Linked DNA regions of Homo sapiens: region 1 is linked to region 2. A link is an interaction called in ENCODE POLR2A ChIA-PET data of the cell type or tissue named here. Cell type or tissue: B cell. All regions are shown on one strand. Each heading gives the region's core, and the rest is flanking DNA. Links, peaks and the distances in the headings are about the cores only. Region 1 overlaps DDIAS (DNA damage induced apoptosis suppressor). Region 2 holds the start of LOC124902726 (a long non-coding RNA gene).

Region 1 (12,160 bases), core at 4,594-8,593, 220 kb after region 2:
AGGACTTGAAAAAATCAGAAGTGCTGTCAGAAGTATATATGCTGCTGAGATCACTATTTGAGTGATCTAAAGCAAGTAAGTGATTGTTAGGTGCCTGAGAGTCACACTGAAGTTTCCTGAAATTAAAAGTCTGCAAAAGTTGATGGAAGTAGTCAATGACAGTAAAGCCTGCAATACCTGGGTCTGGTAGAACAATCTGGCAAGCCACTAGTGCTTTGGCTTTTCTTTTGTGGTCAGAGCATTGCTGTAAGAAGTTACTGGCATCTGAACCTTGTCCAGGTTGGTTTTCAAAATTCTGTGAAAGAAGCAAAGAAATTTAAGTAAGAATAAAATTGTCTTCCATTTACTTAAACATGAAACAGAAATTTAGCCAGGCACAGTGGCTCATGCCTGTAATCCCAGCACTTTGAGAGGCCGAGGCAGGCAGATCACTTGAGCCTCAAGAGTTTGAGACCAGACTGGGCAACATGGTAAAACCTCTCCTCTAAAAAAAATACCCCCACAAAAATTAGCTGGGCATGGTGGCGTGTGCCTGTAGTCTCAGCTACTCAGGAGGCTGGGGTGGGAGATCACCAGAGCCTAGGGAGGTCAAGGCTGCAGTGAGCCATGATCTTGGTACTGCAGTCCAGCCTGGGTGACAGAGTGAGATTCTGTCTCAAAAATAAAATAAAATAAACAGATTTAAAAGGTTAAAACAGATACAACTATTACCTCCATCCCCCAATTCCAATTTCGATTCTGTTAGTTTTATAGGCAAAGTAGCATATGTAAGAGAATATAAACCTTAGAGTAAAGAGCTTGTTTAAACTGATTTGAAGAAATCCTAGTTCCCGCATTTATTAATAGTGTTGAGACTTTGGACAATTTATTTAACCTGAGTCTTCTCCTTTATAAAATAAAAATAAAAATAAAAATGCAGGATTACTGTTTAGTAATAAAATGGAAAACTGCACAGTGCTTAGAAAATAGCAGTGGCTCAATAAATGGCAACTATCATAGTTCTCTTTAGCTAAGGAAAGAGAGGAGGGGAGGGGAGGGGAAAAAGGGGAGGAGGAAAAAGAAGAGAGGAGAGAAAAGGACTGTCTACGATTTTAACAAGTAAAGCTCTGTAGCCGTTGATTCTACCTTCCCTTTGGATTTTTCTCACTCTTCTGTTGTGGAGTCCTCTTTTAAAACCCTGATTCCAGTGTGGAAAAAAATGTCTCTTTGTTCCCTTTAGCATAGATGAGACAGAAAACTATTACTCCTTCAAAGTCAAAGGAGTAACTTCTTTTTTTTTTAACTTCTTCTACAGTCACTTTTATATTTAAGACCATCTTTCTTAATCTAGTTTTAGTATTCTTATCAATACTCAAGATACTTTGCCTTCAGTGTTCCATTATTCTCTTTTATAGAAGACAGAATTAAAAAGCTAGAGAATTGGTGGAAGTTTTACTATAGAATTTGAACAAAATCCGGAGGGCAAAATAAATACTAAATACCAAAAACAAATATCTAACATTTCTAAATATATAATAAATTTATATTTTTAAGCTCTGAAAGCATTTGAAGTAGGCTCCCCTGACTTTCGAAAGAGGAAGTTGTCACACATGGTGTTTTAACAGACCACCTATAGGCTATTTTTACATAGTTTAAAGTGTTTCTACAGGCCTTCACATGTACAGAACTCCTAACAACTATTTAGAAAATTCACATAATTCATTACAATGGAAATGTTAACAGATTATTAAAAAGAAAGCTAGTCTCAATTACCGTCACTCCAAAAATAAAGCTTTGTCCAACAAAGCAAGTTTCAACTGCTTTAGTTAATAGATTCTGAGTTGTATCATTGTCCAGTGTTTCTGGAATTTTATTAGGATCCTGAATGTACCTTGATTGGAAAAAAAGTAAAAAATGTGAAGCAATGAACTTTGAAATTTTACTTGCCATAAAGTCAGAGACACAATTAATTTGAAAATGCAGCATGAACCTTTTATAGAGGAAAAAAAGTGACTTTAAGAGCCAGGCAGTTTGTTCTCTCTAGTTTCTCATAGCACAGAAAAATCAACAAAACCAATTGATCAAGTGGGAGTAAAGTAGTTACCTGCCTAACCATCAGGCCCGGCAATGATTATAAGGAAAAATAAAAGTGGCAGTGGGAATAGTGGTGGCATCTCTAGCTCTTCACTTGAAAGCAGGAAAAAGTCATCCCTTTTCTCTGATAAGCCTGGTTGTGGTCCCTTTATTGTCTCAAGCACAAAAATGTGGACATAGATTTCTTGCATGTGATTAGGGGAGGAGGGCAGAAGACTGAGGGGGAAGAAAAGCTTTTTTTTTTTTTTTTGAGACAGAGTCTCGCTCTGTCTCCCAGGCTGGAGTGCAGTGGTGCAATCTTGGCTCACTACAAGCTCTGCCTCCTGGGTTCATGCCATTCTCCTGCCTCAGCCTCCCGGCGTAGCTGGGACTACAGGCGCCCACCACCATGCCCAGCTAATTTTTTGTATTTTTAGTAGAGATGGGGTTTCACCGTGTTAGCCAGGATGGTCTCCATCTCCTGACCTTGTGATCCGCCCGCCTCGGCCTCCCAAAGCGCTGGGATTACAGGCGTGAGCTACCGCGCCCGGCCAAGAAAAGCTTTAATTGCTTATTCTTATATTCTCAGGACAATGTCGTAAAAGGTCAAACTATGCAAATTAAATTGCAATACAGATAAAAAATAAAATTTCAATTTCTGAAATGCAAATATTCCCTCAAATAGATTCTTCTGCCTCAGGGGAACCTAACTGTTTCAATGCTAACCTCAATTTGGATAATTCTTCAATTTGAAATGATGTTACTTTCTTAGCCTCTATTTCTGTAACTTGGATTAGAGATTTATAACTTAATATTCTAATTACAGATTAATTACCCTAAATAAAAGGAGACTGTTTTAATATCATCATAATATGTATTCAGGAAATAAACATCTTTCTTACTTGCTTGTCTTTTAAAGGAATTGACAATCTGGGGTTGAATGATTATCTTTCTACAAAAATGCATATTGCCTTATAAACTTGTATCTTCAAATTCTAAGGGCAGTCAGGAAAAAGGATGTTTTAAGTATTCTTACCTGTGCAAACCAGTGGCAGTAAGACCAAAAAATGTATCTAAGCAACTTCCAAATACAGTAATAACAAACAATTTGTTTGATTCTGCAACTTTTAAGGAAAGTTTGTATCTGTAATTGGCATTTCCAGATTCACCAGTAGAGCCACATTTTGGACAATTAGACCTAGAAAAGTGGTGGAAAAAAGTGTGGAGATGTTCATTAAATGTTTTTCATATGATGAAAAATCCAGAACAGTAAAAATTTAAAATAACATTTTGTGTATAAATGCTCCTACACAACTCAAATTCTTCTTAAACTCTTTCAGATCAACTTATTTTAAATTTCTCTAGTCAGAATAGTTAGCGTTACTGATTTAAATTAAACAGCCCCAAGTTGATAGAAATACATACCAAATTGATGGAAAACTAAAGGAGAACTGTGCATGAAAGAGAGGACGAAAAGGCCGGGCGCGGTGGTTCACACCTGTAATCCCAGCACTTTGGGAGGCCGAGGCGGGTGGGTCACCAGGTCAGGAGATTGAGACCATCCTAGCTAACACGGTAAAACCCTGTCTCTACTAAAAATACATAAAAATTAGATGGGTGTGGTGATGGGCACCTGTAATCCCAGCTACTTGGGAGGCTGAGGCAGCAGAATGATGTGAACCCGGGAGGTGGATCTTGCAGTCAGCCAAGATCGCACCACTGCACTACAGCCTGGGGGGCAGAGTGACATTCCGTCTCAAAAAAAAAAAAAAAAAAAAAAAAAAAAAAAAAAAAAAAGAGGACAAAAAATAATCTCAAAATATTTAATACCTATTTATACACAAAGCACTTAATTGCATTTTTCTCACCATAATGAAAATTACTTTCTTTAATTCATTAGACTATGTTGATAACTTATCAGATTATAAAATTTGATATGAAAACCATGCAATTTAACTTGTTTTTTTAAGACAGTATGTAATGGTGGCTAAAGGCTTTCTAGTCAAAAAGTACACATCTACATGGCAGTGTAACTCTATTGCCATGTACTCATTGTCTGACAGTTACTAAATTCTTGAGTTCCTCATCTATGAAGTCCAGGGCTGAAGAAGGATTAAAATAGACAAATAAAGGGTCTAGTGCAAATACTGTGAAATTAGTGTTAGTCTGCTTCTCCCTCATAATTATATCAAGTATTGTGATAATTACTGTCACTTGTACTGTTAACTTCTCTTCTAGTTTGCAATGTATTATAACTCTGATTTCTATCTTTCAGGTTCTTAATGTCCACCCCTCAGTTAGGTTAACTTTATTTAACAGACAGAATAGTTTAAAAAATTTTTTTGAAATACAACAAGCACCTAAAAACATTTTATGGTAATGGCTAATACTAGAATTTTGTTTTTTCTTCAGATTGCTAAAGATCTTAAAAAAGAGTGGCAAAAGGCAAACAGAAAGCAAGGTGAAAGATGGTTGTATAAATTTGATTGTTGCCAGATGGCCACTAGGGGGAGTCTAAAATCTGTAGCTCTGAAAGTGACTCACCTTTATTAGATCTGTGCTGTTATTCTTCTGCCATACTGAGGATAGATCTATACCAACCCATTCATATAATCCTATACAAATCTGCTAGAGTTTGTGCTGTAGGTTAGCCATAGAATGAATTAAAGGTAATTGACTCACTAGGGGATAAAACTCCATTAGTACCAAACTCTAGGGAAATGAACTGTTTAAAATATATATTGGAATTTCTTTAAAGGCTATGCAATAATGCATACAGGTTTAATGTAAAATTCCTAGCAAAACTTAGACTAATATGCATTAGCATTCAGTTTACAAATGTTTTCAACATACATTATTTCATTTTTATAGGTAAAATTTACAAATGGGGAAATTAGTTTGAATTTTTATCTGAGATGACAAAGTTGGTAAATATATGACCCAAACCCAAGACTGTGAACTCGTATCATGAAGTTCTGATATTATGATATGATAACAGTGGGACCAAATGGTTAAAATAAAGAACTGCTTGCAATGACAGTATCAATAATAGCCTCAAAAAACTATGTCTATTAGTGTTCATGCATTTACATATTAAACTATATATATTTTTATAAAGTACATATGTATAATGAAGATATTTATTTATATAGTTTTCTTTAATCCTTTTAGGAACGATGCTGGATTAAAATAAATGTTAGTGTGGTGTAATACAGATTAGAGCTTCTCAAACATTAATATGTATACAAATCATCCAGAGATCTTGTTAAAATGAAGATTCTGATTCAGGAAGTCTGGGATGAGGCCCAAGATCCTGCATTTTTAATAAGCTCCCAGGTAATACTGATGCAGATGTACCTTAGGCCATACTTTGAGAAACAAGGATATAGACAACATATTCACATCACCGTCCCGATTTAACTTCTAGAGGCACCCATATTTCTAAAATGTCATTTGTTACAGAATAGCAGTTTTCAAACTTTTTGGTTTCACACTCCTTTAATACTCTTAAAAAATTATTGAGAATATCAAAGAGTTTTGTTTATGTGAATAGTATCTATTTTTTTTATTCAAAAATATTTACTTGGGCCAGGCGTGATGGCTCACACCTGTAATCCCAGCACTTTGGGAGGCTGTGGCGGGCAGACCACTCAAGCTCAGGAGTTCGAGTCCAGCCTGGGAAACATGGCAAAACTGTGTCTCTACAAAAAATACAAAAATTAACGAACGTGGTGGCATGCGCCTGTAGTCCCAGCTACTTAGGAAGCTGAGATGGGAGGATTGCTTGAGCTCAGGCGGCAGAGGTTGTGGTGAGCTGAGATTGTGCCATTGAACTCCAGTCTGGAGGTGACAGAGCCAGACCCTGTCTCAAAAAAAAAAAAAAAAATTACTTGCCAAAGATTGAATATATTCAAGGTATACAACATGGTGATTTGAAATACGTCTACACTGTATAATGATTACCATAGTCAAAATTTTTTTTTTTTTTTGAGACAGTGTCTCGCTATTGGCCAGGCTGGAGTGCAGTGGTGCAATCTTGGCTCACTGCAACCTCCACCTCTTGGGTTCAGGCGATTCTCCTGCCTCAGCCTCCCGATTAGCTGGGACTACAGGTGCCCGCCACCACACCCAGCTAATTTTTTGTATTTTTAGTAGAGGCAGGGTTTCACCGTGTTAGCCAGGATGGTCTCGATCTCCTGACCTCATGATCCGCCCACCTCGGCCTCCCAAAGTGCTGGGATTACAGGTGTGAGCCACCGCACCTGGCTACCATAGTCGAATTATTTAACACATCATCCATTACCACTCAAGCTGTACATTAGATCCATAGAACTTGTTTATCTTATATCTGTCTATATTTCTTTTTTGGTTTGTTTTCAGACAGGGTCTCATTCTGCTGCCCAGGCTGGAGGACAGTGGTGCTATCATAGCTTACTGTAACTTCAAACTCCTGGGCTCAAGAGATCCTCCTGCCTCAGCCTTCTGAGTAGCTGGGACCACAGGCACATGCCACCATATGTGGCTAATTTTAAATTTTTTTGTAGAGATGGGGGTCTCACTGTGTTGCCCTGACTAGGCTTGAACTCTTAGGCTTAAGTGATTCTCTTGTTTCGGCCTCCCAGAGTGTTGGGATTACAGGCGTGAGCCATCACACCTGGCTTCTATCTACATTTCTCATAAAACGAGAAATTAAATGAAAGTGAGAAATTAAAACTGAGAAATCAAAAAAATATTAATTCATTAAAAACAGACCCTTTACATGGTTAACACAAAAAACATACTTTTATGAAAAATAGTTATGTTTTTCAAATTTTAAAAATTAGTAAGAAGAGACCAGCATTGTTTTACATTTTGCAAATCTCTTTAATGTCTGGTTTCATAAAAAGACAGCTGGATTCTCATATCTGCTTCTCTGCTCAATCTGTTGTGATAGTACGTGTTATGTAGCCTCTGGGAAACTCCATTATGCACTCATGAGAGACTGAAAGTGAAAAGGCAAATAATGCCTTAGAATTATGAAAATAGATTTGAGTTCAAGGAGCCTCTGAAAGGATCTATCTGAAATAATAGCTGTAATTTGCTATCTTTTTTGTTTGATCCCAGTTAAAAAAATACCAAGTTTCATTTGTTTTTTTTTTATTTTTATTCATTTATTTTTTTGAGACAAGGTCTTGCTTTGTTGCCCAGGCTGGAGTGCAACGGTATGATCTTGGCTCACTGAAGCCTTGACCGCTCAGGCTCAAGCGATCCTCCCACCTCAGACTCCTGAGCAGCTGGGACTACAGGCACATGCCACGATGCCTGCCTAATTTTGTTTATTTTTGGTAGAGGATAGGTTTCACCATGTTGCCCAGGCTGGTCTCAAAATCCTGGACTCAAGCAATCCTCCCATCTTGGCCTCCCAAATGCTGGGATTGCAGGCATGAGCTACTATGCCCAGCCTCATTTGTTTATTTTTCTAGCGTACTTATATTTAGCCCAGATGTAGAAGAACTGGTGAGATAAGTAATCCTTAATGTTTTCTTAGTCTTGAAAACCTTAAAAAATCTGATGAAAGCAATGGACTCACTCTCTCCCCACAAAAAACAGATATGAACACGATATTCTACATATCTTAGGGACTGGAGGAGTCATACATACCTATAATGTATCCACAGATTCCAGCTTAAGAATATCCTGACTATATGATTATATAACATCCCTTTCCAAGTTTATAGACCCAGATTAAATACACACAAAGTAATGAGACATATTTTAAAAAACATATCTCTTAATGCTTCCACATATCACTTCCCCCACAAAGTAAGAAAACTATGATCTATATGTGTGAAATTAAATTTGACTTGCTTAAGTAAATGATATAAACTTTTTGGGTAGTTGGGAATGGGGGAGAGGATAGGTAGCCTCTGAGCGATGAGTCCTATTTTAAGATAGGAAAAGAAAGTTATTAGTGTTAGAAATGGATTTCTAGGCTAAAAGGAATTATGGGTCCCATTAGTCACCCAGAAGGGCAATTTCTATGTAGATAGCTTGTCTGGATAAATAAATCCCTTCTCCAGCTTATAATCTGGGGAGAGTACAGACATACACTATTGTGTGTGTATGTGTAGTTACTGCTTCATATGAAGGACCGAACTAACTTTGTACACATTTTTTTTTATAGATGTATGTCTATGTTTGTATATTTACATAATGAAACCCCCTTTCAAATGAAATTTAACTTGGAACACTAATATAAGGATGAGAATAGAGATCTTGTTGAAACTAACGTGGGGGCCCTAGAGTCTTACCTACTACTCAGCACTAGGTACTATTACTACTCTAATCCCATCTCCCTCCATAAGCACTTCCATGGAGCCCCAAGGCTCTGCAGAATACCTATAGATTGAAAACTACATTCAATCTACTGATCTGATCTTGGAGGTAAGAAAGTTAATTCCATAAAGCACAAAATACTTATTATGATTATAGTCACTAAAAATTTCAGGTTCAAAGAAAATATTTAGGGACGTCTCTCTGTTCTTCAGCATCTCTAAGATCTTCTGCAAAGGCAAGAGCATGGAACTCCTCTGTCATAAGCTTGCAGTGCTATAGCAATGGGGAAATGAACATGAGGAATTTCTGTTTCCTGTGTTGGCTTACAACTGATTCCAAGTAAGAAAAAGGGAAAGCAAAAACAACAGTAGAAAAGATAAGCACCAGGATTTAGATCATCATGGCGGATGGGAGGCAGGATTAGATTGCAGCTCCAACTCGGACAAAGCAGCATGTTGGGGCTCGCACTATGAATTTTAGCTCCAGAACAACTGCAAGAACAAACCAGGAATCCCAAGAGGACCCACAGACCCTCTGAAGGAAGTGGACTGCTCCTGCAGGACCTGGGAGACACCCCAAATACTGTGTGGTATTCAGGGCCGAGACACCCATAAACGATTCACATCACAGGACTCTGTGCAGACAAACCCTGAATACCACCCCGGAGCCAGACAGACTGGCTGGATGGCTAGACCCAGAAGAGAGATAACAATCACTGCAGCTCGGCTCATAGGAAGCTACATCCATAGGAAAAGGGGGGAGAGTATCACATCAAGGGAACATCCTGTGGGACAAAAGAATCTGAACAACAGCCTTCAGCCCTAGACCTTGCCTCTCTGACAGAGCCTACCCAAATAAGAAGGAACCAGAAAACCAACTCTGGTAATATGACAAAACAAGGCTCTTTAACACCTCCAAAAAAAATCACACTAGCTCACCAGCAATGGATTCAAACCAATAAGAAATCCCTGATTTACCTGAAAAAGAATTCAGCGAGGCACCAGAGAAAAGCGAAGCCTGACGCAAGGAAATCCAAAAAACAATACGAGAAGTGAAGGGAGAAACATTCAAGGAAATAGCATAAAGAAAAACAATCAAAACTTCAGGAAACACTGGACACACTTACAAAAATGCAAAATGCTCTGGAAAGTCCCAGCAATAGAAATGAACAAATAGAAGAAAGAAATTCACAGCTTGAAGACAAGGTCTTCAAATTAACCCAATCCAACAAACACAAAGAAAAAAGAATAAGAAATTATGAACCAAGCATCCAAAAAGTCTGGGATTATGTTAAACAGCCAAACCTAAGAATAATCGGTGTTCCTGAGGAATAAGAGAAATCTAAAAGTTTGGAAAACATATTTGGGTGAATAATTGAGGAAACCTTCCCCGGCCTTGCTAGAGACCTAGGCATCTAAATACAAGAAGCATAAAGAGCATCTGGGAAATTCATCACAAAAAGATCATCACCTAGGCACACTGTCATCAGGTTATCTAAAGTTAAGACAAAGGAAAGAATCTTAAGAGTTGTGAGACAGAAGCACCAGGTAATCTATAAAGGAAAACCTATCCGATTAACAGCAGATTTCTTTGCAGAAACCCTACAAGCTAGAAGGGATTAGGGCCCTATCTTAAGCCTCCTCATGCAAAGCAATTATCAGCCAAGAATTTTGTACCCAGTGAAACTAAACATCATATATGAAGGAAAGATACAGTCTTTCTCAGACAAACAAATGCTGAGAGAATCTGCTACTACCAAACCACCATTACAAGAACTGCTAGGCTGGGCGCAGTGGCTCATGCCTGTAATCCTAGCCCTTTGGGAGGCTGAGGCGGGTGGATCACCTGAGGTCAGGAGTTTGAGACTAGCCTGGCCAACATGGTGAAACCCTGTCTCTACTAAAAATACAAAAATTAGCTGGACGTGGTGGTGGGTGCCTGTAATCCCAGCTACTCGGGAGGCTGAGGCAGGAGAATTGCTTGAACCTGGGGGGGCGGAGGGTGCAGTGAGACGAGATTGCACCACTTCACTCCAGCCTGGGCGAAAAAGCGAAACTCCGTCTCAAAAAAAAAAAAAAAAAAAAAAAAGAAAGAAAGAAAAAAACTGTGAAAAGGAGCTCTAAATCTTGAAACAAATCCTGGAAACACATCAAAAACAGAATCTCTTAAAAGCATAAATCATGAAGGACCTATAAAACAAAAACAATTTAAAAAGCAAAAACAAAAAAAACAAGGTACACAGGCAACAAATACCACAATGAATGCAATGGTACCTCAAATCTCAATACTAACATCGAATGTAAATGGCATAAATGTTCCACTTAAAAGATACAGAATAGCAGAATGGATAAGAACTCACCAACCATCTGCTGCCTTCAGGAGACTCACCTAACACATAAGGACTCACATAAACATCAAGTAAAGGAGTGGAAAAAGGCAGTTTGTGCAAATGGACACCAAGCAGGGGTAGCTATTTTTATATTAGACAAAAACAAACTTTAAAGCAAAAGCAGTTAAAAGAGACAAAGGACATTATATAATGATAAAAGGCCTTGTCCAACGAGAAATATCACAATCCTAAACATTTATGCACCTAACACTGGAGCTCCCAAATTTATAAAACAATTACTAATAGACCTAAGAAATGAGATAGACAGCAACACAATAATAGTGGAGGACTTCAATACTACACTGACAGCACTAGACAGGTCATCAAGACAGAAAGTCAACAAAGAAAAAATGGATTTAAACTATGCCTTGGAACAAATGAACTTAACAGATAATATACAGAGCATTTCATCCAACAACCGCAGATTACACATTCTATTCAACAGCACATGGAACTTTCTCCAAGATAGACCATGTGATAAGCCAGAAAACAAGCCTTAATAAATTTAAGAAAATTGAAATCATATCAAGCACTCTCTCAGGCCATAGTGGAATAAACTGGAAATCAACTCCAAAAGGAACCTTCAAAACCATGCCAATACATGGAAATTAAATAAGCTGCTCCTGAATGATCCTTGGATCAAAAATGAAATCAAGATGGAAATTTAAAAATTCTTCAAACTGAATGGCAATAATGACACAACCTATCAAAACCTCTGGGCTGCAGCAAAGGCAGTGCTAAAAGGAAAGGTCATAGTCCTAAATGCCTACATCAAAAAGACTGAAAGAACACAAACTGACATTCTAAGGTCACACCTCAAGGAACTAGAGAAACAAGAACAAACCAAACCGAAACCCAGCAGAAGAAAGGAAATAACCAAGATCAAAGCAGAACTAAATGTAATTGAAACAAAAACAAATACAAAAGATACATGAAACCAAAAGCTGGCTCTTTGAAAAGATAAATAAAATTGATAGACCGTTAGCAAGATTAACCAAGAAGAGAGAAAATCCAAATAACCTCATTAAGAAACAAAACGGGACATATTACAACTGACACCACTGAGACACAAAAGATCATTCAAGACTACTACAAACACCTTTACACAAGCTAGAAAACCTAGAAGAGATGGATAAATTCCTGGAAAAATACAACCCTCCTAGCTTAAATCAGGAAGAATTAGATACCCTGAACAGACCAATAATAAGCAGCAAGATTGAAATGGGAATTAAAAAATTACCAACAAAAGGCCGGGCGTGGTGCCTCACGCCTGTAATCCCAGCGCTTTGGGAGGCTGAGGTGGGCGGATCATGAGGTTAGGAGATCGAGACCATCCTGGCTAACACCGTGAAACCCTGTCTACTAAAAATACAAAAGATTAGCTGGGCATGGTGGTGGGCACCA
Region 2 (12,160 bases), core at 3,002-7,001:
AAGAAACTCAATTAATTAAGTTGAAAATAGGTTTGTTTGATAAAGATTTATTTATTCAAATTGAGTTGATTGAACATTAATAAGGTAAATTTAAATATTTTACAATATAATAATAATAAAATAATTAGCTTTATTTTAATTCAAAGTCCTTCAATTGTCATCTTAATATATGGAATATTAATTTTTTAAAACTCGTGAAAAGTCTTTCCTATTTATAAAAACAATTCTAGGGCCAGGTGCGGTGGCTCATGCCTGTAATCTCAGCACTTTGGGAGGCTGAGGCAAGCGGATCACTTGAGGTCAGGAGTTCGAGACCAGCCAGGCCAAAATGGCAAAACCCCATCTCTACTAAAAATAGAAAAATTAGCCAGGCATGGTGGTGCACACTTGTAATCCCAGCTATTTGGGAGACTGAGGCAGGAGAATCACTTGAACCTGGGAGGTGGAGGTTGTAGTGAGCCAAGACCATGCCATTGCACTCCAGCCTGGGCGACAGAGCAAGCAAGATTTCATCTCAAAAAAAAAAAAAAAAAAAATTCTAGAACAGTTTAAAAATTCTCATTAAAAAAATCCTTTGTTGAGTCAGATTAGGTAATACAAGTTATAGGTATCTCTTATTATTTGAAAATAACATATCAATTTTTTTTGTTTAAATACAACAATAATCAGCATGTTAAATAATCCAAGCTTCAGATACATTCCTGACAACCTGATATTCTTCACTTGAAACCATCAAAGAACTTGGAGGCTATGTAGTGTACTGTGGGTTCCTATTTCTTTATTCTGCAGCCAGAGCCGTCATTCTAAATATCTGCGGCAAAAACTTAAAAAAAATTTTTTTTTAATTTTTATCCCACACTACACTGATGTAGTGCTGCAAAAACTTAAACCCCTCTACAGCTTCCCATTGTCCCCAGTATCAAGTCCCAAATCCCACAAGGTACTACTTACTCTGCCCTTACCTATCCCTTAAATCTCAGGAAGCCAGTCTTCCTTGGTTCTCTCTCTATTCCAGCCACATTAGCCTCTTTTTCACTAGGGCTTTAGCCATGCCATTTCCTCTGCTTGGACTGTTTCCCTCCAGCATTCCCTCCCTGAAACATATACTTGATTATTGTCACTTTCCCAAAAAGGATTTTCCTGATACTCCAGACTTAGTGAGGGACCCCTGGGTTTAAGTTTTTGAAAAAACTTAAAAGAAATCACTTCTCTTTGTCATAGGTTGTTTAGGCAACCTTAACCCCTCCCTTCTGAAGTAAAATATATTTCAGTTGTTTATAGTATTTTGCTATTATAAACAATGACCCAACTAACACCTTTGTACATTAATCTACTACAACAGATACTGTGGGTGCCTCACTGATAGTCCCTTGGCACTCATTGTTTCCTTAAGCATAGTGAAATCTTTACTTTGACCACCTGTGACTATGCCTTAGGCTTTCTCAGTGGTAGGAGAGAGCTTGGTCCACAGGTGGGTAAGGCATTAAGAACCCCCTCTCCCCAGCAGCCCACCATCCAATGATGGATAGGAATTTGTAAATATCCCAACTTCCTTGGGTAAGGCACCGCTGAGGCAGTTTTTTTTTTTTTTTTTTGAGACAGAGTTTTCCTCTTGTCACCCAGGCTGGAGTGCAATGGCGCGATCTCGGCTCACTGCAACCTCCACCTCCCGGGTTCAAGTGATTCTCCTGCCTCAGCTTCCTGAGTAGCTGGGATAACAGGCACCCGCCACCACACCCGGCTAATTTTTTGTATTTTTAGTAGAGACAGGGTTTCACCATGTTGGTCTGGCTGGCCTTGAACTCCTGACCTCAGGTGATCCACCCGCCTCAGCCTCCCAAATTGCTGGGATTACAGGCATAAGCCATCGCGCCCGGCCTGAGACAAATTTTATATAGTCTCCTTGAGTGGGATTGAGCCTCAGTTTCCCACATTAGTAACCTTGCATTGTGTATGGTCTTCCTTCCTTTCACTTTCTCATTTCCCTACTCCTTCACCAGTGATTCTGGGGTCACTGTCCAAATAAACTACTTATACTCAATGCCTTGTCTCAGCGACTGTTTCAGGAAGAACCCGGCCTAAAACACTGTATTTGCCTATTTAGAGTCACTCAATAATTACAAAGGTGGAATTGCTAGTTCAAGGGTTAAGCATTTTAAATTTTGATATATGCCAAATGGCTGTCCACAAAAGTTGGTGTAAGAGGCTGGACACAGTGACTTATGCCTGTAATCTCAACACTTTGGGAGGCCAAGGCAAGAGGATCGCTTGAGCACAGGAGTTCAAGACTTGTGTGGGCAATATAGTGAGTCCTTGTATCTACAAAAAATTAAAAAATTAGCCAGGTGTAGTGGTGTGCACCTGTGGTCCCAGCTACTCGAGAGGCTGAGGCAGGCGGATTGCTTGAGCCTGGGAGGTCAAGGCTGCAGTGAGCCATGATTATGCCCCTGCACTCCAACCTGGGCAACAGAGCAAGATCTTGTGTCAAAAAAAAAAAAAAAAAAAAAGTTGGTGTAAGAAATGCCTATTTTGCAAGGACTACAACATTTTTATTATTTAAATGTATATTCTATTTTATTTCATATGGGATTTGAGACACATTTCTAGGGTTGATCAACTGTTAGCCAAATTACTACTAGCATCTTTTGGTAACCTGTTGAGAGAACAAAGGCTTTGAAGTCACAGAAACCCAGGTTAGAGTTCCACGTCTTACTTTTTAATTGTGTGTTAATATGACTTCTTAACTATGTGACCTTGGCAAGTTATTAATATCTCTAAGCATGAGTTTCTTTATGTCTAAAACAAGCAAAACAAACAAACAAAAAGCAATATCATACATTATTTGAGGAATAAATGTGATGATATATTTTAAAAGTAAATAATGAAACTTACTATAGTGCCTGGCAAGCAGTTAGAGCCCAATACATGGTAATTATTATTGTAGCAAAAGAACAATGACATTCATATTCATGTCCCATAGTACTAAGGACAGTAACTAGGACCTAGAAAATGCTCAAATGTTATTGAACTGAATTACCTAGTCTACACAGTTATTGTAGAGATCAAATGACAGAATGTGTATAAAAGTATTTCAAAAAAACAGAAAATATTGGAGAAATGTGGTGCTACCTCTCCCCTACCAATGAGTCAAAGCCTCAGTTTTTATTTTTCAGGAACAGTTGGCTAGATATGTGTCCCTCTTCCTGTTTCTCTCTAAAATCAATATTTTGAGGCATTTTTAGACTTCACTGTGTGAAACTACCATTTCTCCACCTATCCTGCTTGCAGCTGCCCCACTTACCTGTCAGGGGCAACTGCCTTCAGTGTGGAATCTTACTGCCAATCATCCTCAATCAAGCTCCTCTAAGCCAGTGGGTTCGTGCCACAGGCAGTCATATTGAAGCCAAGAGTATACAGTTTTGATTTGGACATTTTGAGACAGTCTAAATTTCAAATATTCTGATATTTTATTTTATTTTATTTTATTTCTTTTTGAGACAGAGTCTTGCTCTGTTGCCCAGGCTGGAGTGCAGTAGTGTAATCTCTGCCCACCTCAACCTCCTCCTCCCGGGTTCAAGCAATTCTCTTGCCTCAGACTCCCAAGTAGCTGGGATTACAGGCATGCAGCAACACACCTGGCTAATTTTTGTATTTTTAGTAGAGACGGGGTTTCGCCATGTTGGCCAGGCTGGTCCCGAACTCCTGGTTTTAAGTGATCCACCCACCTCGGCCTCCCAAAGTGCTGGAATTACAGGCATGAGCCATCGTGCCTGGCCTATTCTGATATTTGAAACCGATTTTTGTGAATTCTTATAATCCTTTTCATATAAATTTACTATTATCAATGTATTCGTTCTATCCTTGGATTTTTGTTGAATACCTATTATGAGATAAGCACTGTTACAATGTTGAACAAGACAGACATGATCCTTGTCCTCAAGAGGCAAGCTCTAGATGTGGTTTAATTTTTATGTTTTTGTAAGACTTTTCTATATGAATAAATTCACAAACTGGAAAAAAGTTTTTCAAAGCTAGTGTCCAGATTTTTCATTTGTAAAAATATGGCCACTTTAGCTGTGGAGAGACATAAAGAACAGTCCTCTCAGAAAATAGAGGAGGAAGAAAGAGAATTTTACTTTAAAACCAGGCACTTTACTTAAATTATCTAATTAAATCATAACAACTTGTGAAGAAAATGTTCTTATCTCCATTTTAAGAACTGAGACTTAGGCTAATAGTCTTGCCAAAGTCTACCACTAACAAATGCCATTACTAAAATTAGAACCCAGTGTTTCCTGGTTCCCCAACCAAAGCTTTTTCTCCAACTCCATTCTACCCCAAAGCAAGCAACCAACTATTAAGCCAGATAAGTATTATGAAATGTTACTTACAATGGGTGGGATACAAAAGAACATGGTTCTTAAACATGAGGGCCTGACATCTGGTTGAGACACAAAAATAACATGAACTAAGCTAAGTGACTTCAAACATATTAAGAGTTCCTGGGAAATACACATGGGTATATTGAATAGTTCAAGGAAGTTTTCATAGAAAATACATAAATTGCCCTAAATTCTCCCAGGCATCTCTATTTCCCATGCCACTAGGTGATTTCTCTGATCACATTGTATTCCATTTGTTCTCTTGTCTTTCTTCTCTCCCAGAATGTAAATTCTGTGAGGTCAGAAACCATGTTTGTGTATCATTAACCTTGTGGCCCCATAATCTAATGCAATGCCTACTTCATAATAGATAGTAGGAGTTTGAGAAAAGTTGAACTAAAGTGAGATGTCACTTGAGAACTGGGTATGAAAGCATGATTTAAGATTAACAAGAGAAGAGCATTCCAGGTGGCGGCACTAGTGGAGGAAAGAAATGAGGAAGTAAGATCGAATGTGGTATGTGTGGTAGTAGTAATCTGGATGGAGCAGAGGTAGAAGTCTGAAAAATTGAAGGCCATAGCTATTCCAGTGTTGATGGGGCCACCTGTGAGCTGGAAGGGAAGACTTCCCAGTCCAGAAGGCAAACTTGAGAACTTATAGGCCCCATAAGGGAAATGGGAAAAGGTAGCCACAACCATCGTGAGAACAGAAGCTGTAGGAGCACTGGAGAAACTTGCAAAGTGCTCATGATCTCCCAACAACAACACAGATTCTGTGTACAGCCAGCCCAGAGGAATCGGACTATGGCAACTGCTTCATCAATGCTGCTAGACTGCATTCCAGGGCTGAGTTAATGATCCCGTATTTCCATTTGATCCTACGTATAGCTCTGGGTGAGGTCCGAGAAAACATCCCTGAGTGCTAAGGGTAGCAATTAGAAAGCACCCCTCCTGGCCGGGCGTGGTGGCTCACGCTTGTAATCCCAGCACTTTGGGAGGCCAAGGTGGGCAGATCACGAGGTCAGGAGATTGAGACCATCCTGGCCAGCATGGTGAAACCCTGTCTCTACTAAAATACAAAAAATAGCCGGGCATGGTGGTGCATGCCTGTAGTCCCAGCTACTTGGGACGCTGAGGCAGGGGAATCACTTGAAACCTGGAGGCAGAGGTTGCAGTGAGCCGAGATCATGCCACTGCACTCCAGCCTGGTGACAGGGCAAGACTCCATCTCAAAAAAAAAAAAAAAGAAAAAAAAAGCACCTCTTCCATTGCAATCTTCCCCTGTCTCTTCATACACCCTTCCCACTAAATCATGACTGCCCCTCAGAACTCAGAATCCATTGGCTGAGTTGTTAAATTCTTTAGCCTACTAGAGCAAATCAAAGTAAGACTCAAAAGATCAGAGCAAAACAAAATGAGTGTGATGCTGTTTCTTTCTTTTTTTTTCGTTTTCTTTCTTTCCTTTTTTTTTTTTTTTTTTTGAGATGTAGTCTTGCTCTGTCGCCCGGTCTGGAGTACAGTGGCTCGATCTTGGCTCACTGCAACCTCCGCCTCCCGAGTTCAAGTGATTCTGCTGCCTCAGTCTCCCAAGTAGCTGGGGTTACAGGTGAGCCACCATGCCTGGCTAATTTTCATATTTTTAATAGAGAAGGGATTTAGCCATGTTGGGCAGGCTGGTCTCGAACTCCTGACCTCAAGTGATCTGCCTGCCTTGGCCTCCCAAAGTGCTGGGATTACAGGCATTAACCACTGCGGCCAGCTATGTCTCTTATCATACTCTGAAGAGACACAATTTTGAGAGGCTGAGAGGAGGAGTCTTCCACATGCTGGAGCCATTTAGCCCAAGTTTCAAGGACAAAAAGGCCTCAGATTTTGGCTGTTGTTTGGCGTAGAATTTTCAAAGGGGAGGGAAAGGCCTTATTGTAAATATTAATACTAAATACATACGAATCCCTATGACAAGCTATGTCAAAGGGAAGAAGACTGATTCAAGAAGACTGACTTCAAAATTTGAAAGCTGCTCCAGCTTCACAGAGGCTCTTTCAAGATCTAAGAATGGAGAGCAGACCAAAACTACTGCATATTTATCTACGTGCCTCGAGAACTGGGAGGAGAATTTTACGGGGATTATTGTTGTCTTAAAAAGGACAAACTCTCCACTTGGACAGTTTTAAATTTGTTCTTGCCTAATAGTATAGTTTACAAAAAGAGCTTTTGTCCACAGTTGTTGACTTGAGCTTCACAACAGCCCTGTGAGGTCTTTATGTCCCAATTTATAGATGAGGCGTCAGATGTTCAAAGGGGCTACGGTTGCTGGGTAGGAAGCTCCAGGACTGGGACCAGAATCCAGGTTGTCCTTCTCTTGGTGCAGCGCAGCTTGAGCTTTTATTTCCCACTAAACATGTAATCCAAAAGTGCCTTTACAGTTTTTATTTCCCACTAGCAGATTCAAACCACATCCTCAGATCTGTGATCTTACTAAGAACTTGGCAAACATACACCGAGTCTGACCATTAGCCAGGCATTAGGCTAGGTCCTAAGAACACAGAGTTAAGTAAGTCATATACTTTACCCTTCAGGTCCCAGAATCCAGTCTAAGAGGCAGACATACAAACAATTAGTTGTAATGTAGCATGCTAAGTGCTATAATTCAATTAAGAATTGGATATAGAGTTGAGTAAAAGAAAGATCGGCTCTACTTGTGGTGACTGGGGTAGAGTCTCCTGGAGAAGGTGATGATTAAGGGAAAACTTTAGAAATAAGTAGTAGTGTGTCTGGTGGGCAAGGGGGAAAAGACATTCTTGGCAATATGAACAGTTCATGCAAAGGCATAGAAGTATAAGACAGTATGAATTCAGTGTTTCATTATACACTAATGGGTGCAAAAGTTATACTTCCTAATGTGACTCTTTTGAATCAGCAGTGCCCACTCCTTGCAGTGCAAACTGCAGTTTGCAGTTCCTGGCACCATTCATTTATTTAGAAAATATTTACTGAACCCCTACTATATGGTGAGCACTGTTCAAGGAGCTGGGGATACAAAAAGCCAAGAAAAGTCCCTGTCCTTAAAAAGTCTAGTGGGAAGAAACAGGCAGTAAAAAATAAAAAATAATACGTTAGGGGTTGATAAGGGTTTTGTAAAGAGGTACCTGCCACCACCACAGAGAAGATCAGCTCTGGAAATACATTATTCAAGATTAGTTTGGCTACACATAACAGAAAAATCCAATACAGGAGAGACTTACACAATGCAGAATTTATTTCTCATGTAAAAGAAGTCTTGAGATAGATGGTTATGGCAAGTTATCAGACTATCAGAGGCCCAAGCCCCTTCTCTCTAGTCCACATCCTTAACAGGTGGCTTTAATCCTTATGTTCCAGGACAGATGCTGGAACTCCAGGAATCCTATCATCATCTAGACAGCAGGATGGAGAAATAAAGAAGGGTGGGCCTTCTTCCTTTTAAAGAGATGTAAGGATCGGCCGGGCGCGGTGGCTCACACCTGTAATCCCAGAACTTTGGGAGGCTTAGGTGGGCAGATCATGAGGTCAGGAGTTCAAGACCAGACTGGTCCACATGGAATACAAAAATTAGCCGGGCGTGGTGGTGCACGCCTGTAATCCTAGCTACTCAGTAGGCTGAGGCAGGAGAATTGCTTGAACCCAGGAGGCGGAGGTTGCAGTGAGCTGAGACCACGCCACTGCACTCCGGCCTGAGTGCAGAGAGATACTCCGTCTCAGGAAAAAAAAAAAAAGAGAGAGATGTAAGAATCATATATCATTTCTAATTGCTTGTGGCCCTACCTAGCTACAAGGGAAACTTGAAGAATAGGGTTTTTCTTTGTTATCATTTTTTGTTATTATTATTTTTTAAGATGGGTAGCAACGGGCCCAGCTAAAAATGAACATTCTGTTACACAGGTTATGTTTTGCATCTAGTCCTCTTTCTGTCTCACAGGTCTTCCTCCTCTGTATTCCTTCTTTAATTATCCTATGCCTTCTCCCTGCCTGGTGCTAATTATACTATTTTGACTCTTTCTGATTTGGGTTCTACCTATCCAAAAGACAACACTTCACTTCCAACCTCTTGATCTAGAACTAAACACTCACTGACTCTGAAACTGTCCTCATGGGGTGAGCTCCCACTTTGATCTATTTCTATCCTGGGAACAAGACAGTCCAAACTTCATAGAAATTCACAAAATCTCAAGTGTAGAGAGCTCATGAATAATGATGAAAATTTACTTTAAAGATCAGCATTCTTCAATTTCAGACTAATGACTAATTTCAGAATTTTGGTCATCATTTTGCATTTTTACTATTTTATTTCGAATCTGCTATTAATTGGAGTGTCCTGCTGGTCTTTTTTTTAGATAGTTTAATTCCAGGTGTCAGCTAATAATAATTTTAAAAACCCATAAATACTTCCTCAGGCTTAACAATCACTGTCTTGGTGTTCCCTGCTGAAGGTACTGATAATGAATCCAATAAATAAGTCCTGGAAACAGGGAGGCCAACCCACGCACAATTTCTGATTATCAGATAAATATCAATGCATATGGGGTAACCACAAATCCTAGGAGAAAAACTTTGCATGCTAAGCAAAGATCGAGCATTTCTGAGAGTTTTCTCTTTTATGGTTGGTTTTTGTGGGCAGTCTGTGTAGTCAGTAGCTACAACTTCCACAACCAAAGCTGTTCATTTTTTCTAAAAGTAATACAATGATTTAAGGTTAACAAATCCTAAGATCATAATTATTTTATTTCTATAGAGAAACCACCATTAAAACTTCAGTATTTATATACTTAGAACAGAATTAGTAGAATTAGTTTCAATATGGTCCCAACCACTTTGTGTGACTTCAGGCAAGTTACCTCACCTCCTAAGCCTCAATTTTCCAAATAAAATAATAGTAATAATAATCATATAATCCTATATCAGATGTGTCTCCATTTTTTATTTAGATGGATGGCTTCCATAGGTGTATTAGGCCAAAGTATCCAAAAAGAAGGTAAAAAGTCCAAATGACAATAAACAAGAAGGGAATATAAAGCTAAATTACCTTATACAGCAAGATAACTCATTGAGAACCTGGGTGTACATTATGCAATCAATTTATCTTTAGTGATACACTCCGTAGGTGCTTTGCACAATGTGGACTACATTGTAACGAGGGTCTTCTCTACATAGAACCACCAGTTCACCTGGCATATTGGTTTACAAATGCAGATTTCTGGCTTCCACACTGGATATTTTGATTCAGTTGGTTAAGAAGACAACTTTGGAATCTATATTTTAAAAGTGTATCCAAAAGATAAAAAAAAAAAACTTTTCTGGGGTAACTTTTAAAAATTATTTTGCATTATAGCTTTGTTTTGTTTTCTAATTTTCCACGTTGACCATGTACAGTATTAATTTTTTGAAAGGGAAAAGAAAAACCGATATTTTATTTTTATTAAAAATAAAGCTTTCAGGGCACAAAAAGGCAAACATCACATGTTCTCACTTATTTTCGGGATCTAAAAATGAAAACAATTGAACTCACGGACATAGACTGTAGAAGAATGGTTACCAGAGGCTGGGAAGGGTACTGGGGGCTGGGTGGGTTAGGTGGGCATGGTTAATGGGTAAAAACAGATAAATAAGAAGAGTGAATAAGACCTACTATACGATAGCACAACAGGGTGACTATGGTCAATAATAACTTAACCGTGTATTTAAAAATAACTAAAAGAATGTAATTGGATTGTTTGTAACACAAATGATAAGTGCTTGAGGGGATGGGTACCCCATTCTCCATGATGTGTTTATTTCACCTTGCATGCCTGTTTCAAAACATTTCATGTATATCTACTATGTATCCACAAAATTAAATTTTTTAAAATATATATTTTAAAAATATTATTAATTAAATAAAGCTTCCAGGTTATGTTCTGGAAGAATAGTTTTTGGCTATGTCCAGTGTAGAGTTTAATTGACTCCCTCATTCTCTTAGGTGCTAGAGCAAACTTAGTTACTTTTTGAGAATACTCTGTAGCCATATCTGCAGGGTACACTTTTGGTCTCTCCCCTCTCAGATTAATCTCAATCAATTGACAGGTTTGACATTATTTTCTGAAAATTGCAAGATCAGATCAAGACTTGGGCCCCAGTGGGTCATTTCACCATTAATCTAAAAGCATTAAATGACTAAGGTAGGTTTAAAGTAGATGAAATAGGGGAAAGGTAGAGGGATTAAGGTTCTCGATTAAATGAAACAGATAAGAATAATACATAATGTGTATAAATTAGTGTTTTCCACAATACTTACTTAGAAATTATGATTTAACTTATTAACAATAAAAAGTATATATAGTTCCAATTATAAGTTAATACACACACATTAAATACAATTTGGAAAATACTGAAAAGAACAAATTGATTGGTTGCCTATAGACTACAAACCAAAAACAACCACTGTTGCATTTCAGTTCTTTCTTTTTTTTAACCGTCAAGCTAGACATTTTTATTTTCCTAGGGTATACAAATAGAATTACTACAACCATCCACACAGTCTATTATTTCTTTTTTTAATTTTTTTTTTTTTTTTTTTTTGAGACGGAGTCTCGCTCTCTCGCCCAGGCTAGAGTGCTGGAGTGCAGTGGTGCGATCTTGGCTCACTGCAAGCTCCGCCTCCCGGGTTCACGCAGTTCTCCTGCCTCAGCCTCCCAAGTAGCAGGGACTACAGGCGCCCGCCACTGCGCCCGGCTAATTTTTTGTAGTTTTAGTAGAGACAGGGTTTCACTGTATTAGCCAAAATGGTCTCGATCTCCTGACCTCGTGATCCACCCGCCTTGGCCTCCCAAAGTGCTGGAATTACAGACGTGAGCCACCGCACCCGGCCCACACAGTCTATGATTTCTAAACATTTAAATATCAATGGTTTCTGGAAGATGCTGTTATCCTTCATAGTTCATTGAAAGTTCACATCCCTTCTGTGAAAGCCAAACTTTTCTTCGACCTATAAAATTTTTTCAGAAGTCTCATGGGATGTTTTGTTTGCTTCTCCATATTGATCCTTAATGTGATAGATTTCATTTTCTTTCTTTCTTTCTTTTTTTTTTTTGTGAGACGGAGTCTCGCTCTGTTGCTTTGTTGCCCAGGCTAGAGTGCAGTGGCGCAGTCTCGGCTCACTGCAACCTCCACCTCCCAGGTTCAAGCAATTCTCTGCCTCAGCCTTCCGAGTAGCTGGGATTACAGGCACCCGCCACCTTGCCAGGTTAATTTTTTGTATTTTTAGTAGAGACGGGCTTTCACCATCTTGGCCAGGCTGGTCTTGAACTCCTGACCTCGTGATCCACCTGCCTCGACCTCCCGTAGTGCTGGGATTACAGGCATAAGCCACCGCACCCGGCCACATAGATTTCATTTTCTAGTTGAACAATAGTCTGTTCAATCTCATAATTCTTACTGACCAGGGATACCCAATTTGACTCCATTTCTCTCAATTTAGATCCAGCGAGTTGCATGTTCTTTCTCTGCCCGTTAAACTCTTGAATATGTTTTCTTTTTATTTATTTATTTATTTATTTACTTTTTATTGATCATTCTTGGGTGTTTCTCGCAGAGGGGGATTTGGCAGGGTCATAGGACAATAGTGGAGGGAAGGTCAGCAGATAAACAAGTGAACAAAGGTCTCTGGTTTTCCTAGGCAGAGGACCCTGCGGCCTTCCGCAGTGCTTGTGTCCCTGGGTACTTGAGATTAGGGAGTGGTGATGATTCTTAAGGAGTATGCTGCCT

What was found. ChIA-PET counts read pairs that join two places held together with the same protein. Peaks named below come from ENCODE experiments on the same cell type or tissue, not always from the same donor. Only the 100,000 strongest peaks of a DNase experiment are listed, where the experiment ranks them.
Region 1: POLR2A ChIA-PET joins it to region 2 with 9 read pairs; 15 of 35 experiments call an interaction of 5 or more read pairs at or near these places.

Annotation. Positions count from the first base shown.
Region 1 is chr11:82,919,867-82,932,026 of GRCh38, reverse strand. It overlaps DDIAS (DNA damage induced apoptosis suppressor), which reads right to left. Exons shown (of 6, transcript NM_145018.4): 4 at 3,089-3,250; 5 at 1,753-1,870; 6 at 1-295. Among named protein-coding and RNA genes, the nearest start is that of DDIAS, 24 kb to the right of the region's middle. RefSeq lists a silencer at 7,000-7,049. In B cell, for the core only: no CTCF peak of the experiment used is centred there; a DNase peak (open chromatin) is centred at 7,006; H3K4me3 peaks cover 756 bases; H3K27ac peaks cover 2,256 bases.
Region 2 is chr11:83,133,977-83,146,136 of GRCh38, reverse strand. LOC124902726 (a long non-coding RNA gene) reads right to left here and starts at 1,072. Exons shown (of 2, transcript XR_007062803.1): 1 at 963-1,072. It also overlaps the pseudogene BCAS2P1. RefSeq lists an enhancer at 4,694-4,773. In B cell, for the core only: no CTCF peak of the experiment used is centred there; a DNase peak (open chromatin) is centred at 4,866.